Regions from separate parts of the Homo sapiens genome. Here region 1 is linked to region 2. A link is a loop called in an ENCODE intact Hi-C map of the cell type or tissue named here. Cell type or tissue: PC-3. All regions are shown on one strand. Links, peaks and the distances in the headings refer to the core of each region. The heading gives the core; the rest is flanking DNA.

Region 1 (5,389 bases), core at 189-5,188, 110 kb before region 2:
CCATGGCAGCTCTTGAGACACTCTGTAATGCACTTGTTTGACCTTCATTCTGTTAATGTGGGATATTAACTGTACATTGATTTTCGTGTGTTGAACCATCCTTGCATCCCAGGAATAAATCTCGCTTGGTCGTGGTGAATAATCTATTTAATGTGTTGTTGAATTCAGATTGCTGATATTTTGTTAAGGATTTCTGCATTGATACTCATCAGGGATATTGATCTACAGCTTTCTCATATTGTCTTTGTCTGGCTTTGGTATTAGGGTAATGCTGGCCTCAGAAGGAATTTGGGAATTCCCTCCCTTTTATTTTTTTGGAAGATTTTGAGGAGGATTGGTGTCAAATTCTTTAAATGTTTGGAAGAATTCCCCGGTGAAGCCAGCTTTTCTTTGTTAGGAGCTTTTGGATTATTGATTCAATCTCCTTACTAGTTATAGATCTGTTCAGATTTTTGTATTTCTCATGATCCAGTCTTGACAGGTTGTGTTTCTAGGAATTTGTCAATTTCTTATAGGTTATCCAACTTACTGGTATACCATTGTTCATAGAATTCTCTTATCCTTCTTATTTCTATGACATAAGTTGTACTGTCCCCTCTTTCATTTCCGATTTTAGTTATTTGAGTATTTGCTCTTATTCCTGGTTAATCAAGTTAATAGTTTGTCAATCTTTTAAAAAAAACCCAACTCAGCTGTTTTGTTTTTCTATTATTTTTTCTGGTCTCTATATTTCTCTCTGCTGTAATGTTTATTATTTCCTTCCTTATGCTAGGTTTGGGTTTAGTTTTTGTTTTTTTTTTTTGAGGTATAGGTTGTTGATTTGAGATCTTTCACAACTACAAACTTCCTTTTTAGCACTGCTTTCACTGAATTCCTTAAGTTTTGGTATGATGTGCATTCATTTTCATTTGTCCCAAGATATTTTCTAATTTCCCTGTGATTTATTCCAAGAGTGTGTTGTTGTTTAGTTTCCATGTGTTTGTGAATAGTGCACATGTTTGAAAACTTCTGCTCCATCCAAATCTAGCGTCCTGGTATTCCCAGAATACTCTATACATACATACTCTATACATCATGCCTCTGTGCCTTTGCACATACTTTTCCATTTTTCTGGAAAGCTCACCTCTTGTCATTCCTCCAGGCAAGCATAGCACAGATATCCCCTCCTTTATACTCACATAGCCGTTACTGCACACTCCTGTTCTAGAGTTCATTATCTTGTTTTGAGATCATTTGGTTGTCTTGTTTTACCCTGAGCTCCTCAGGAGTAGGCTTCTTCTTCAGGATTGCAACCCCTGCTCCCCAGTACTTAGAGCAATCAGTCAATGAATGTGTATTCAGTTGAATGATTATGTGCATTTTATTTGCAGTAACAAATTTATCTGGTTACATGGTTGCTTTTCTCTTGTTTTTAGGAGGTGTTCCTGCTCATATGTTTGGCGTGACAAAGTTTGGGGATAACATTGAGGATGAATGGTTTATTGTTTATGTAATAAAGCAGATCACAAAGGAATTTCCAGAGTTAGTAGCAAGGTATTGTAGTTATTTTAATTATTCTAAAGGAATTCTATTACTGAAACAAAGTGACTACATTTTTATCTATTTAGTAATTTATTTTTCTCCTGTAGTCTGCTGGAAATTGTACAGATTTTAATAGTATCTGTGCTCTTTTTTTTTTTTTTTGAGACAGTCTTGCTTTGTCACCCAGGCTGGAGTGCAGTGGTGTGATCTTGGCTCACTGCAATCTTCACCTTCCGGGTTCAAGCGATTCTCCTGCCTCAGCCTCCCAAGTAGCTGGGATTACAGGCGTGCACCACCACGCCTGGCTAATTTTGTATTTTTAGTAGAGACAAGGGTTCACCATGTTGGCTAGGCTAGTCTCTGGAGCTCCTGACCTCAGGTGATCCACCCACCTTGGCCTCCCAAAGTGCTGGGAATACAGGCGTAAGCCACCGCGCCCAGCCATATCTGTGTTTTCTTTCTCTTCTCTTGTGGCTTCCTTTTCTTGAGAAAGAATTAAAGTACACGGCCAGGCGCGGTGGCTCACACCTGTAATCCCAGCACTTTGGGAGGCCGAGGCAGGCGGATCATTTGAGGTCAGGAGTTCGAGACCAGCCTCAACATGGAGAAACCCTGTCTCTACTAAAAATACAAAATTAGCCAGGCATGGTGGTACATGCCTGTAATCACAGCTACTCGGGAGGCTGAGGCAGGAGAATTGCTTGAACCTGGGAGGCGGAGGTTGCGGTGAGCCGAGATCGCGCCATTGCACTCCAGCCTGGGCAACAAGAGTGAAACTGTCTCAAAAAAAAAAAAAAAAAAAATTAAAGTACTGTCAAAGAGTTCAACTTCCAAAAGATTTCAAATAAAACCTACTTATTTTAGGTTTTCTTTTTAAAGTTCTAATTATGAAAAAACAAATACATGTGGTAAACAAAATTCAAAAGATACAAAGGTTTCTACTGCTCTTGCTTCCCAGAAGTAATCACCATTAAATTCCTTGTGGATCTTTGAAAAATAAAATTCCATTCATACACATACACACATATTTCACGTATTTTTAAATATGTATTCCTGTACTAGACCATAGCTATATTTTTTGAGAAATCATACACAGAAACAATTTAAAGAGAAGTCAGTGAACACAATTGTATAGGAAGCAAAGTAGGTAACATTACGTTAAAAATGGGACCTGGGTTTTCTGTAATTAACCACGTATTGCCAGCAGAGGGCGTTCCGCCCACTTATATTTTGTCCTAGTTTTCCTAGTCAGCACCCAAATTCTGATCTTTTTTTACCCACTCAACCTCTTTCCCAACAGAACAAAATAGAAGGGAGAAAAAAACCTTTGAAAACTTATTATTTAAATTTTAAACATACATTAAAGTAGAAAGAATGAACCCACATGTTCCCATTATCCAGCTTCAACAATTACCAACTCATGGTCATTATTATTTCATCTGTAGCTGTCATTTGATCCTTAAATATTTCAGGATGTAAATCTAAGCGATAACTCATTTTATTTTTATCTTTAAATAAATTTATTTAAAATTTTTAAATGTTTTAAATTTATTTATTATTTATTTAGTTTTTTAAAGACGGGGTCTTACTATTTTGCCCAGGCGGGACTTGAACTCCTGGGCTCAAGCCATCCTCCTGCCTCAGTCTCCCAAGCAGCTGGTACTACAGGCACATGCCACTGTGCTCTATTTTATTTTATTTTATTTTTTTGAGACAGGCTCTCACTCTCTTGCCCAGACTGGACTGCAGTGGAACAATCTCGGCTCACTGCAACCTCTGCCTCCCGGGCTCAAGCAATTCTCTTACCTCATCCTCCTGAGTAGCTGGGGCTATGGGCGTGCACCACCACACCTGGCTAATTTTTGTATTTTTTGTAGAGACAAGGTTTCACCATGTTGGCCAGGCTGGTCTCAAACTCCTGACCTCAAGTGATCCACCTGCCTCAGCCTCCCAAAGTGCTGGGATTACAGGTGTGAGCCACTGCGCCCAGCCTATTTTTAAAATTGATAAATAAAAATTTTATATATTTATTATGTATAACATGTTGTCTTGAAATACATATATATTGTAGGATGGCTGAATTGAGCTCATAACGTACATTACTTCACATACTTATTTTTTTGTGTGTGGTGCGAACATTTAAAATCTACTGCCTTAGCAAGTTTCAAGAACACAATACATTGTAGGCCTGGGGCGGTGGCTCACATCTGTAATCCCAACGCTTTGGGAAGTCGAAGCGGAAGCATCACATGAGGTCAGAAGTTCGAGACGAGCCTGGCCAACATGGTGAAACCCCATCTCTACTAAAAATACAAAAATTAGCCATGTGTGGTGGCCCATGCCTGTGGTCCCAGCTACTCGGGAGGCTGAGGCAGGAGAATCACTTGAGCCCAGGAGGTAGAGGTTGCAGTGAGTGTGATTGCACCACTACATTCCAGCCTGTGCGACAGAGTGAGACTCTGTCTCAAAAATAAAATAAAATAAAATAAAATAAAATAATAAAAATAGAAGTATAGAGCTAGAACGATATATAACAGTATATAAAATATGCCATGTCTTGTGTAAAAAAGGGAGAAAATACAAGTATATATTTCTATAGTTAGATTATGTGTAAGCAAACTCTAGAAGGATATACAAGAAACAGCAGTGATGCATGTAGGGTTGAGCAGATAGGGACAAAAGTAGGAGGGAGACTTTTTTATTTTGTAACTTTTTTTTTTTTTGAGATGGAGTTTCGCTCTTGTTGCCCAGGCTGGAATGCAATGGTGCGATCTCGGCTCACCGCAACCTCTGCCTCCCAGGTTCAAGCAATTCTCCTACCTCAGCCTCCCGAGTAGCTGGGATTACAGGCATGGGCCACCACGCCTGGCTGATTTTTTTTGTATTTTTAGTAGAGACGGGGTTTCTCCATGTTGGTCAGGCTGGTCTTGAGCTCCTGACCTCAGGTGATCCGCCCACCTCGGCCTCCCAAAGTGCTGGGATTACAGGCGTGAGCCACTGCACCTGGCCATGTAACTTTTAATACATTTTTTTAAAAAATGTAACCATGTGAATGTATAACCTATTTTAAAAAATTAAATTTAAAAAAGTGATACGGGCCGGGCGTGGTGGCTCACACCTGTAATCCTAGCACTTTGGGAGGCTGAGGTGAGCGGATCACTTGAGGTCAGGAGTTCGAGACCAGCCTGGGCAACATGGCGAAACCCTGTCTCTACTAAAAATACAAAAATTAGCTGGGCATGATGGCGGGCACTTGTAATCCCAACTACTCAGGAGGCTGAGGCAGGATAATTGCCTGAAAACAAGAGGTGGAGGTTGCAGTGAGCCGAGATCATACCACTGCACTCTAGCCTGAGTGACAGAGCGAGACTCCGTCTCCAAAATAAAAAAAAAAAAAGTGATGCAAATGAGGCAGAAATAATTATCTTTTCAGGCCCAAATAACACCTCCTACATGAAGGCTTTTCTAATCTCAGCTATGTGTTTCTTTTTTTTCTTTTGGAACCCTATAGTACTTTCGTATATTTTCATATTTTTGTCTAATATTTCTTTATGTAAATTGCTTATCTTCTCTCCTTATCATATCTACCTTCAACTCCTCCTTACAATCTTACAGTCTCCTTCAGTGCTTAATGTTATCTTAAATATTTTGCTTTCTTATAGCCATCTGCACATAGTACATACTCAAATATTTACTAAGATGAAGAGGAAAATGTATTAGAATGAAACTGTTTTGGTTACTAGCAGATATATGCTTTTTGAATGCAAAATTGGAAATTTTCTTGCATTAGGATTGAAGACAATGATGGTGAATTCTTGTTAATAGAAGCTGCTGACTTTCTCCCTAAATGGCTGGATCCTGAAAATAG
Region 2 (5,389 bases), core at 175-5,174:
ACTGTAATATATTCATCATATTCTTAACTTTATGTTTAGACCCCTCGGAGACAGAAAAAACTCTTTTGCCGCTACCATGATGGAAACCGTAATCCTAAATTTATTCTGGCTCCAGCTAAACAGGAGGATGAATGGGACAAGCCTCGTATTATTCGCTTCCATGATATTATTTCTGATGCAGAAATTGAAATCGTCAAAGACCTAGCAAAACCAAGGGTAAATAATGTTTTCTTTCTTTCTCCTCAATTTACTGTACCTTTGTATCAATTTTTCTTTGTAAAAAAATAGGATAATTGATATACGAATAATGCCACAGATTTTTTAAAGATATTTTGCCTCAGCATAATGGAGTTACTAATGATGCTGTGTTTATGCCAGTTTTTCCATTTGTTATCAACACAAGTAATGTACCCTTAACTGGGTTTTAAGCACTGAATTATGAAAATTATTGTGAGATTTTTATTCACCATTAACAAATTTGTGTTTCACTGTCTTCCTGATAAACTTTTCTCTGTATTTTGGAGTCTTTTAATCTCAGAGGCTACTCAAAGCCCAGCTTTTTCACTTCTGTATTTTTACTGAAAGAATACCGTGGAAGTATTTTTATTCCCTTTTAGGCACATTGTTACTATTATAAAAAGATATAATTGGGCACAAGTATTATGTTAATTTGAAATGGTGATAGTTTTCTGACTTTAACCCACAGAATTTATCTTAAAAAGAAAAAGAATCTAACGTAAACCCAATCTATAAGCTTAGTGTTGAGCATAAAAACTCTTTAGTGAGAATGTGGAAAAGACTACCCTTTATGCTCTTGCCTTTTCCCCCATCAGCTTGTTCTTAAAACATATTTGGTCTTCTTGATAGTAAAATACAAGCTGCCATCACTTTCATAAAGAGATTGTTGAATAAATTCTAGGCATGCTTTGCTGTCTTACACAGGAGTTGGCAGATTTTTTCCATAAAGGTCAATATTAGATATTTTTTAGGCTTTGGAGGCCATATGATCTCTGTCATGACTATTTAGTTCTGCCATTATAGTGCAAAAGCAGCCAAAGAAAATATGTAAATGAAAGAGTGTGGCTATATTACAGTAAAATTTTATTTCCAGTGGCAGGTAGCAGGCTGAATTTGGTCTGTGGCCATAGTTTGTTGACCCTTATTATATCAAAGGTTTGAATTATCTGGATATCTATACTACAAAATGAAGTTAGAATTTCTTTTAGAGTTTTTCTGCTTCTCCAAATTGGTGGTTTTTTTTTTTTTTGGCCAAAGATTACATTATAAATGCAAAAGACTGGTCTAACATTAATATATATTATTGGTGCCATCCAAGGTAATTAATTCATTTCAACTTGGAGATCAAGTTATATTCTGGAGATTCCTCAATTTGGATTGTTTTTGATCAATAAATTTAATGGCAATAAAATTTCATGCTCTCACAACCTCAGAATCATCGTTCCATTAAAAAAAATTGAAATTATTATCTAGGCGGTCACCTCTTTCTTGCTGTTTTTAACATTTATGAGCTCTTTTCCTCTGCCTTTGTTCTCAGTCCAAGATTATTTCACTGTATATGTTAATGAGAGTGGCTATCTTGAAGGGACAAAAGATTGACCTTAAAATGAATTTTAAACATTAACCTGTGCAAACAGTTCCATCACTAAAAAAAATTAAAGTCAAAGGTTTTGGAATGGATCATTAATTGCAAATAGGCATTCTTCTTTTTTTCCCCTTCTCTCCCCACCCCCAGATGGCTATTTTAACTGTAAATTAGACTTCAAATTTTAGATATGTCTCTTTTTCTTACTGTCATGTCCTTTCACCATTGAAAGAAATTTAATTTCCAATCTCTTTTGTTTGTATGTCCTCCATCTATGCAAAACAAAAAATTGAAGAAAAAAAAAAAACCCCAAAAACCTAAAAAACTAACTGGCTTTCAAGGCTCAGCACAAGGTGACTGGAAGTGTATGGAGTTATTTTCTCTTTTTAGCCTCCTTTGTAAAAACCCTGGAATTCTGACTGGTTGGGTAAATGTGATTCAGTTTTTTGTTTTGTAATGCAACTATTTTGATGGTTGGCTTCACAGCTGAGGCGAGCCACCATTTCAAACCCAATAACAGGAGACTTGGAGACGGTACATTACAGAATTAGCAAAAGGTAAGAGATGTGTATGCTGCATATTTTGCCCTCTAATGAGTGTTTTATACATCTTACAGGAATTATTCATTTAAGGAAAGTGGGTCATTTTCAGTCACCAGCTCAAGTCACCACCCTGTATATAAACAGGATAACGCATGGATAAACTGCTTTGTGTTTCACAGGTCTTTCTCCTTCACTAGAAGTTCTGTTTTTAACCTTTAATTGGTATGTTATTTTTAGGGAATTAATATGCTTTTTATCTTTCTTCAGATCAGGTGTCAAATATCCAGGAAGTGGCCTGATACTTGTTTTCTTTTTCCCTTTTGTTGCCAAAGGGGGAAATAAAGCAGCAGCCTCCTGAATCTGGGAGTAGTAGTCTTCACCTATGCAGTTTTCTCATATTCATAAATGCTGCGGTGATTCATATCCTCCTTCATGGTGATTACGTTGGCATTTGTTCATACATCTTGTAAAATAACATTGTCATTATGTAGTAATCTGTATTCCTCCTGTTTGAGTTTTTTATTTAAAAAAATTCGCTGACTCAAAAGTTGGCAGTAGGAAGAACAGAGTTACGCTTCTGAGCTCTGTCTTCCAAAAATTAGTTGTAAACTTAGTTGCCTTTTACTTTGCCAGAGAGATTTAAAAACAGTTTTATCTCAGTGAGAGGTTTGAAAAATGAATTTAAGGAGTCTACTATTTTTTTTCAAAATATTTAAATAACTTCTAGATCTGAGAAAGTTTCTGTGAAACCCAGTGCTATAAATCATTTACATACAGCTTCAAATGATTTTTTGTTTAAAAAAAGTGAAAGGACAATAAATCTACAACAAAAATCTGTCAACTCATTTTCTCTTGATTTGGAAGTGGCTGTTCTTACTGCCACTTTTCTAAATGTTTTTGTGGATTCGAGACCATTACCCACCATCCAGACCAATCTGAACCCTTCCAATCACCTGTGGCTTGGCAAAACAAAACAAACAAAAAGCCCAAAATTGCCTGCTACTGGAGTAAGTCCTTGTCCTTTCTCTTTTTTTGTAGCTGAGCCGAGCTACAGTACATGACCCTGAGACTGGAAAATTGACCACAGCACAGTACAGAGTATCTAAGAGGTAAGGGAGTAATGGAGAGAACTTTAGTCATATTTGGACCATTTCTTTCTTGGGAATCTAATTTTCTGAAAACTCATGATATAGTTTCTAAGACCTAGGTGGTTAGGCATAGATGTTTGATAATATCTGTGCTGGAGTTTTCATGACGGACTAATAAACATGGTTATGGGGCAGTTAATAGGGGTTTTCCAAAGTAACATTAACTTACATAATGTCTGTTGAGGCTCCCCAAACTTTGATAAGTGAAATGTGTTCTCATATTGAACTAAGAGAAGTTCCCAAATTCCCTTCATTAAACAAGGCCTCTTTTGGACTCTGCAGTAAAGCAGGGGTTTAAAAATCTCAGGGTCACCTAGTAGCTGCAGGTATTGCGTAAGTAAGTGCCTTTATAACAAAGCCTTTGCAAGTTCCTTGCTTTTAACAGTGTTTAAAGATAATCTTATTAGGTTATTAGTTGATTGATCACTAAAATGTTTTTTAAAAAGAGCTCACTGTGTAACTTAGAGCTCACAGAATTGGGTGACAGTATTACAATAGAACTCCTTTTCCATCTACTTGTGAAGGTTTCTCGGCTCTCATGAAAATAGAAATATCTTTGTGCTGAATTTTTATTCTAACAAGTAGAATATTTATCCACAGACACAATAACTAATGAAATATAACAAACATAAGCCCCATCCATCTCATTAGGAACATCTTAATACATTTTCACTTGTTTATACTTGATAATGATTGTTTAGTCATGTTATTTAGATTAACAAATGTGAATAATAATTATAGTAACAATCCAGAAGATACTATCTTTAACACAGCCTTTTTATAGGTCTTTAACACAGGCTTTTTGTTTTAGGAAATTCATATTTTTGTTAATTGTATAAATATTTTTAATATAGATAAGTATAATGTGATAAATAAAAGATTTTCAGGCATAAAAATGTGTCACTGTAGGACAAGGTTTCTTAACCTTATCAATAGCACTATTGACATTTTGAGTCAGATAATTCTTGTTCTTGGGGGCTATCTTCAGCTTTGTAGGATGTTTAATAGCATCTGTGGTTCACTGGATGCCAGTAGCACCCTTCCTTAAGTTGTGACAATCAAAAATGTCTCCAGACATTGTCAAATGTCCCCTGATAGGTAAAATCCCCACCACTACCTCTAGTGACTCCACCCCTGTTGAGAATTAACTGTTCTAGGATAAGAATGGAATGAAACTATAACATCAAGAAAAAAAAAAAAGATGTAAAATGTCCAAGTATTAAAAAATATTTTGTTCACATATTTTAAGTGGATGATGGTGGATATCAAATCATTATGGTATTTAGATTCCAGTGGATACATTTAAAGTAATCATTTTTTAGAAATTACCAACGTTTTCAATATGACAATTCAATCATTCGAAACTAAATTATGAAAAAATTTAGTTGTCAACTAAAAAATTTATGCAAAGGCAAACATAGATTTTAACAGGCATTTTAGGAGGTACTCAGAGAAATTTTGAAGATTACTGCTGTCTTCAAAAAGAAAAAGATTAGGCTGGACCGAATGTGTTGATTCAGCATTTCCTTTTTCTTTTTTGGGCAGGACCATATGCCTTTTATATATTAACCTTAAACGTTACTATACACGTCTTGGTTTCTTGTCTCTGCTGTATAACACCACCTGCCCTTTTGCCCCAGTAAGAGAGAAAAATTTTTTTTCTTGCCTATCACTAGCTTCATAGCTGAGACCCCTATAACAAAAGACAGATTAACAAGAGAAAATCATACAAATTTATTTAATACAAAATTTACTTGACAAGAAGCCTTTAGAAATGAAGACCGCAGCCTGAGCAACATGTTAAAACCCCAACTCTACAAAAAATACAAAAAAAATTAGCCAGGTGTGGTGGCATGTACCTGTAGACCCAGTTACTTGGGAGGCTGAGGTGGGAGGATCACCTGAGCCTGAGGAGGTTGAGGCTACAGAGAGCCACAGTGAGCCATGAGCATGCCACTGCACTCCAGCCAGGGTGACAGAGTAAGATCCTGTCTCAAAAAAAAAAAGAGAAAAGAAATAGAAAAAAATGAGAACCCAAAGAAACAGGGAAACCTGTGTATTTTTATGCTAGGTTTGATGAGTGGATAGTCATACAG

Evidence for each region. A loop is a pair of places that touch in the nucleus more often than their neighbours do. Peaks named below come from ENCODE experiments on the same cell type or tissue, not always from the same donor. Only the 100,000 strongest peaks of a DNase experiment are listed, where the experiment ranks them.
Region 1: it touches region 2 in a loop (3-fold over the local background); 3 of 110 quality-filtered maps call a loop at or near these places.

What each region holds. Positions count from the first base shown.
Region 1 is chr10:73,156,578-73,161,966 of GRCh38, reverse strand. It overlaps ECD (ecdysoneless cell cycle regulator), which reads left to right. Exons shown (of 14, transcript NM_007265.3): 3 at 1,416-1,533; 4 at 5,312-5,389. Among named protein-coding and RNA genes, the nearest start is that of ECD, 8.7 kb to the left of the region's middle. In PC-3, for the core only: CTCF peaks have their summits at 2,523 and 2,722 (motif pointing right); a DNase peak (open chromatin) is centred at 2,726.
Region 2 is chr10:73,041,752-73,047,140 of GRCh38, reverse strand. P4HA1 (prolyl 4-hydroxylase subunit alpha 1) reads left to right here. Exons shown (of 15, transcript NM_001017962.3): 8 at 40-216; 9 at 2,090-2,160. Among named protein-coding and RNA genes, the nearest start is that of P4HA1, 52 kb to the left of the region's middle. In PC-3, for the core only: no CTCF peak of the experiment used is centred there; a DNase peak (open chromatin) is centred at 2,550; H3K4me3 peaks cover 1,727 bases; H3K27ac peaks cover 4,727 bases.